Regions from separate parts of the Homo sapiens genome. Here region 2 is linked to region 1. Evidence: read pairs that join two places in POLR2A ChIA-PET (ENCODE). Cell type or tissue: CD4-positive, alpha-beta T cell. All regions are shown on one strand. Links, peaks and the distances in the headings refer to the core of each region. The heading gives the core; the rest is flanking DNA. Region 1 has its middle 85 kb from the start of PTGS2. Region 2 has its middle 51 kb from the start of PDC.

Region 1 (2,913 bases), core at 295-2,794:
GGCAAAAGCTGAAGCATTTTCCTTGAGAACTGGAAAAAGACAAGGATGATCACTCTCACCACTGCTGTACAACATAGTACTGGAAGTCCTAGACAGAGCAATCAGTCATTAAAAAGAAATAACAGGCATCCAAATAGGATGAGAGAAGGTCAAACTATCTTTGTTTGCAAATGATATGATTCTATACCTAGAAAACCCACAGTGTCTTCCCCAAAACTCCTAGATCTGACAACTTCAGTAAACTTTCAGGATACAAAATCAATGCAAATAAAATCAGTAGCGTTTCTATACATTAAGAAAATCCAAGCTGACAGCCAAATCAAGAACACAGTCCCATTCGCAATAGCCACAAAAAGAGTAAAATACCTAGGAATACAGCTAACCAGGGAGGTGAAAGACATAAACAAGTTTCTTGTGGCTTTTCAGGCAGACGACATCAATTACCTTCTCACATTTCTATATGACCGGTCTGTTTATTTGTCTTTTAAATATAGTGCGACATCTTTCTGTCATCCTTAATATGAAACCCCAGATTTATCTACCTGTCATAAGGCTACATAGTATCTTAAACTTTTTCAAAGTGCTCATTAAAATTGTAATTCACTCATTTTTTAGCAGATGTTCATTGAGTGTATATTATCTATCAAAGCACTAATGTTGGTGGATTCAGTAGAGAATAAAGCAAACATTTTAGTAGGGGAGACAAACAATAAACTAGGTAAACAGGCCAGGAATATTGTATGCTATTCAATAAGAAGAGTTAAGGAGAAAAAGTAAGAAATAGGGAAACTTATAATTAATTATTTGGTAGATGCCTGTCTTCTCTATGAGATTCAGAGACTGTATATGACACATTCAGACCTATATGTCCAGGACCTGGCATGTAGTAGGTACTCAGTAAATATTCATTGGATATACTGTTGTTTTAAAAACACATACAGAAAAACATTTTTAAAATGCTTGGTGGCTGGGTGCGATGGCTCATGCCTGTAATCCCAGCACTTTGGGAGGCCAAGATAGGAGAATTGCTTGAGCCCAGGAGTTCAAGACCAGCCTGGGCAACATAGTGAGACCCTGTCTATACAAAAAATACATAAATTATCTGGGCATGGTGGCATGTGTGGGTGGGTCCAGCTACTTGGGAGGCCGAAGTGGGAGGATTGCTTGAGCCCAGGAGGTTGAGGTAGTAGTGAGCCCTGATGGCACTACCACACTCCATTCTGGGTGACAGAACATGATCCTGTCAAAAAAAAAAAAAAAAAAAAACCCGAAACTCCCAAACCTTAGAGTCATTAACAGTGTAATTGATACTTATTGTTTTGCTTTAGTCAATCAAGAAGAGTGTATTCCAAGGATCATCCTTATGGAGGAGATTCAGAAAAGAGGAAAGAAAGGGAACTATATTAGTTGAGTCCTATTAGGTGCTGGGAACTGTGCCAGATGCTTTATATCAATTATTTCATGTGTTACTTTAACAACTGGAGCTGGAAAGTATTGCTCCTCTCATTTAATTAATTAATTAATTTATTGACAAGGTCTTGCTGTGTTGCTCAGGCTGATCTTGAATTCTTGGGCTCAAGTGAATCCTCCTGCCTCAGCCTCCCAAACGGTTGGGATTACAGGTATGAGCCGCTGCACCCAGACTCTCTTTTCTCATTTTAAAGATGAGGAATTGAGGGTATTTTTCAAAGGTTTATTAAACATTATCCTGGCTGGGCGCAGTGGCTCACGCCTGTAATCCCAGCACTTTGGGAGGCCCGAGGCGGGTGGATCAGAGGTCAGGAGATCGAGACCATCCTAGCTAACATGGTGAAACCCCGTCTCTACTAAAAATACAAAAAATTAGCCAGGCGCGGTGGCAGGCGCCGGTAGTCCCAGCTACTCAGGAGGCTGAGGCAGGAGAATGGCGTGAACCCGGGAGGCGGAGCTTGCAGTGAGCAGAGATTGCGCCACTGCACTCCACCCTGGGAGACAGAGCGAGACTCCGTCTGAAAAAAAAAAAAAAAGATTATCCTTTAACTAGACGAGCAATTTCAGTTGTCATTTTTATCTTTAGTATAATTTCTTGTCACATAAATTTTTGTCTCTGAACTTTTCAATTAAAGTTATGAAACTGTTTCCTTATGTTTGGACTCTCCTCTTGTTTTCAATTTGACAAACATTCGTGTAGCACCTGCTTTAATAAAAGTAAAACATACAGTAGCTACAAATATGAGCACAAAAATATCCTTGCTGTCCAGTATCAGGCAGTTTCTCTTCTGAGTAGTAATAATTGATTTATATTTTTATGATGAAATTTAAAGAATACAACCTGAAAAAACTTTTCCATAGTTCTGATTAAGCTATTTCTTCACATCCAGATTAGAAAACTATGCTATTTAATGTATAGTTGAAGATTATAACTATAACACAGTGTTGACTAAAATTGAAAAAAAAATTGGCAAGATAGAGGAAATCATCAACCACAGAAAGTATATGGGGTTTTCCCCGATTTCAAATCATTGTGGCTTAATTAATGTAGAGAGAGTTCAGGGAGTTGATGTGTGAGGTCACCTTATGAAGTAATCGTTTATTATAAATTTGTGCCTGGAAGAATAAAAAAAGTTGGAGGTGATACAGCAGATTCTGGAATTTTTTGAAAGAAAGATGATGGCATCTGGCTTTAATGCATGAAGATGTTAGAGTTAAGAATCTATATGGGTGGTTTATCGTGATGGTGGTAGTAATAAAGCAATACAGAAAGTATGTGTGTAAACAATTTTAATTGCCCTCCATTTACTTGCATACCCAAGAAAGTGTCATTTGTCTTTTTCTGTGGAGAATAAGTTCTCTCTAGTATGGTTTGGGATGGAAACTTTTTGGTTTACAAAATACTTGGAGGAGGTGTGGAGAAGGAAATATTTCCCACACAGT
Region 2 (2,913 bases), core at 107-2,606, 83 kb before region 1:
GTTGCTCTTCTCGAGGAGTATCTTTGTGGTGTTCGCTATTTCCTGAATTTGAGTATTGGTCTGTCTTGCTAGGTCAGAGAAGTTCTCCTGGAAAATATCCTGAAGAGTGTTTTCCAACTTGGTTCTATTCTCCCCATCACTTTCAGGTGCACCAATCAAATGTAGGTTTGGTCTTTTCACATAGTCCCATATCTCTTGGAGGCTTCGTTTGTTCCTTTTCATTCATTTTTCTCCAATCTCTCTTCATACTTTATTTCATTAAGTTGATCTTCAATCTCTGATATCCTTTATTCCACTTGATTGATTTGCTATTAATACCTCCGTATGCTTCATGAAGTTCTTGTGCTGTATTTTTCAGTTCCATCAGGTCATTTTTATTCTTCTCTAAACTGGTTATTCTAGTTAGCAATTTGTCTACCTGTTATTCAAGGTTCTTAGCTTCCTTGAATTGGTTTAGAACATGCACCTTTAGCTTGGAGGAGTTTGCGTTTACTCACCTTCTGAAGCCTACTTCTGCCAATTCATCAAGCTCATTCTCCATCTAGTTTTGCTCCTTTGCTGGCGAGGAGTTGTGATCCTTTGGAGGAGAAGGGGCATTCTGGTTTTTGGAATTTTCAGCCTTTTTGCACTGATTTCTCCCCATCATCATGGATTTATATACCTTTGGTCTTTGATATTGGTGACCTTCATATATGGTTTCTGAGTGGACGTCCTTTTTATTGATGTTAATGTTGATGCTATTCCTTTCTGTTTGTTAGTTTTCCTTCTATCAGTCAGGCCCCTGTGTTGCGGGTCTGCTGGAGTTTCCTCGAGGTCCACTCCAGGCCCTGTTTGCCTGGGTATCACCAGTGAAGGCTCCAGAACAGCAAAGATTGCTGCCTGTTCCTTCCTCTGGAAGATTTATCCCAGAGGGGCACCCACCAGATGCCAGCCAGAGCTCTCCTATATGAGGTGTCTGTTGACCCCTGCTGGGAGATGTCTCCCAGTCAGGAGACAAGGTGGTCAGGGACCCACTTGAGGAGGCAGTCTGACCCTTAGCAGAGCTCGAACGCTGTGCTGGGAGATCCACTGCACAGAGCCAGCAGGCAGGAATGCTTAAGTCTGCTGAAGCTCTGCCCACAGCCACCCTTTCCCCCAGGGTGCTGTGTCCCAGGGAGATGGGAATTTTATCTGGAAGCCCCTGACTGGGGCTGCTGCCTTTTTTTCAAAGATGCCCTGTCTAGAGAGGAGGAATCTAGAGAGGCAGTCTGGCTACAGCGGCTTTGCTGAGCTGCAGAGGGCTCCACCCAGTTTTAACTTCCCCATGGGTTTGTTTACACTGTGAGGGGAAAACCACTTACTCAAGCCTCAGTAATGGCGACACCCTTCCCCCACCAAGCTCGAGTGTCCCAGGTAGACTTCAGATTCTGGTGCTGCCAGCGAGAATTTCAAGCCAGTAGATCGTTTCTTGCTGGGCTCTGTGGGGGTGTGAGCCGCTGAGCTAGACCACTTGGCTCCTTGGCTTCAGCCCCCTTTCCAGGGGAGTGTCACTTCTGTCTCGCTGGCGTTCCAGGCACCACTGGGGTGTGAAAATAACTCCTGAAACTAGCTCTATGTCTGCCCAAATGGCTGCCTGGTTTTGTGCTTGAAACCCAGGGACCTGTTGGCATAGGCACCTGAGGGAATCTCCTGGTCTGCGGTTTGCAAAGACCACGGGAAAAGCATAGTATTTGGGCCCGGGTGCACCGTTCCTCATGGCACAGTCCCTCATGGCTTCCCTTGGCTAGGGGAGGATGTTTTTCCCTCAGTGTTTTTGATGCTTATGGATGTGTGACAATGTCTGTACATTGAGGGATTAGGTATTTATTTTAGTCTTCACCATCCAGCTTTGTGCCTGCTTTTCTTTTCAGAGGGCCTTCCATGGTTCTAAGCAGACTGATGGTTGTGTTCCCTGAGCCTGTGACCAATGCAGCTGTCTCAGCAAAAGGAAACACTCTTAGCTTGCCACAAGTCTCACAAGGACTCTGTGGTTGATATGGCTTTCCAGCACAGATGGACCGGGGAAGACTCAAGGAATGTACTGGGCCTGTAAGGGAATACTGTTCACGGACCTGAGTCTCAAAAACTATACCAATGGCCCAGCAGGCATGCCTCTCAGCAGGTCTCTGCACTGGCAGGATGGGTCTCAGGCTGTAGCTAGAGGGGCTGGAGTTGAGATTGGCCCCTTCAGGATCTGCTGTGGGGAGGAGCCTAGTTGGCCTGTCTTACTGGCTTACATGAGTGTGCATCACCCAGCAGATACCTGCACAAGCATGTGCAGTAGGAAGAGCTGGAGCTGAGACTGGGCCCTTTGGGATCTATTGTGGAATGGAGGCTGCCTTGTCTATCACATTGTCTTAGACAAGTCTTTGCCTCTCAGCAGGTCCCTGCACAGACAGGATAGTTGCCAGACTGCAGTAAGAGGGGCTGTAACTGAGGCTGGGCCCTCTTCAGATTTGTTGTGAGATGGAGGCTGGAGAGCTCAGTCTCCTTGGCTCAGAGGGGCACACACATCTCCCAGGAGGACCCTGACGAGGCCAGATAGTTCGTCAACTGCAGCAAGACAGGCTGGAGCTGAGAATGGGCCACTTCAGGATCAGCTGTGGGCTGGAGGTTGGTGACGTTGTCAGGCTCCCTCTGCATCCTTGTGTGAGCAGCTCTGAGCTGGGATCTCATCTTAGTGGGATTAGAGCAGAGCCATGAGCTAACTTTCAGGTTCACTGCTGAGACCTCTGTCAGAGGGCAGACAAGCCTTTACGTCAAGGCACCAGTGTGCAAGATTCGTTCTGGAGTCCTTAACAGATTGGTTTTGGTTCCAGGCTTAAGGCCAAATGGGGCTGTAGCTAAGCTCCTTAAAGGACTGGGCCAATTCCAGGCTTGAACTTTGGAGCAAGA

Evidence for each region. Peaks named below come from ENCODE experiments on the same cell type or tissue, not always from the same donor. Only the 100,000 strongest peaks of a DNase experiment are listed, where the experiment ranks them.
Region 2: POLR2A ChIA-PET joins it to region 1 with 5 read pairs; 2 of 35 experiments call an interaction of 5 or more read pairs at or near these places.

The regions. Positions count from the first base shown.
Region 1 is chr1:186,593,642-186,596,554 of GRCh38, forward strand. No RefSeq gene overlaps it. Among named protein-coding and RNA genes, the nearest start is that of PTGS2, 85 kb to the right of the region's middle. In CD4-positive, alpha-beta T cell, for the core only: no CTCF peak of the experiment used is centred there; no DNase peak of the experiment used is centred there.
Region 2 is chr1:186,510,895-186,513,807 of GRCh38, forward strand. No RefSeq gene overlaps it. Among named protein-coding and RNA genes, the nearest start is that of PDC, 51 kb to the left of the region's middle. RefSeq lists enhancers at 997-1,498, 1,306-1,425, 1,466-1,595. In CD4-positive, alpha-beta T cell, for the core only: no CTCF peak of the experiment used is centred there; a DNase peak (open chromatin) is centred at 1,317.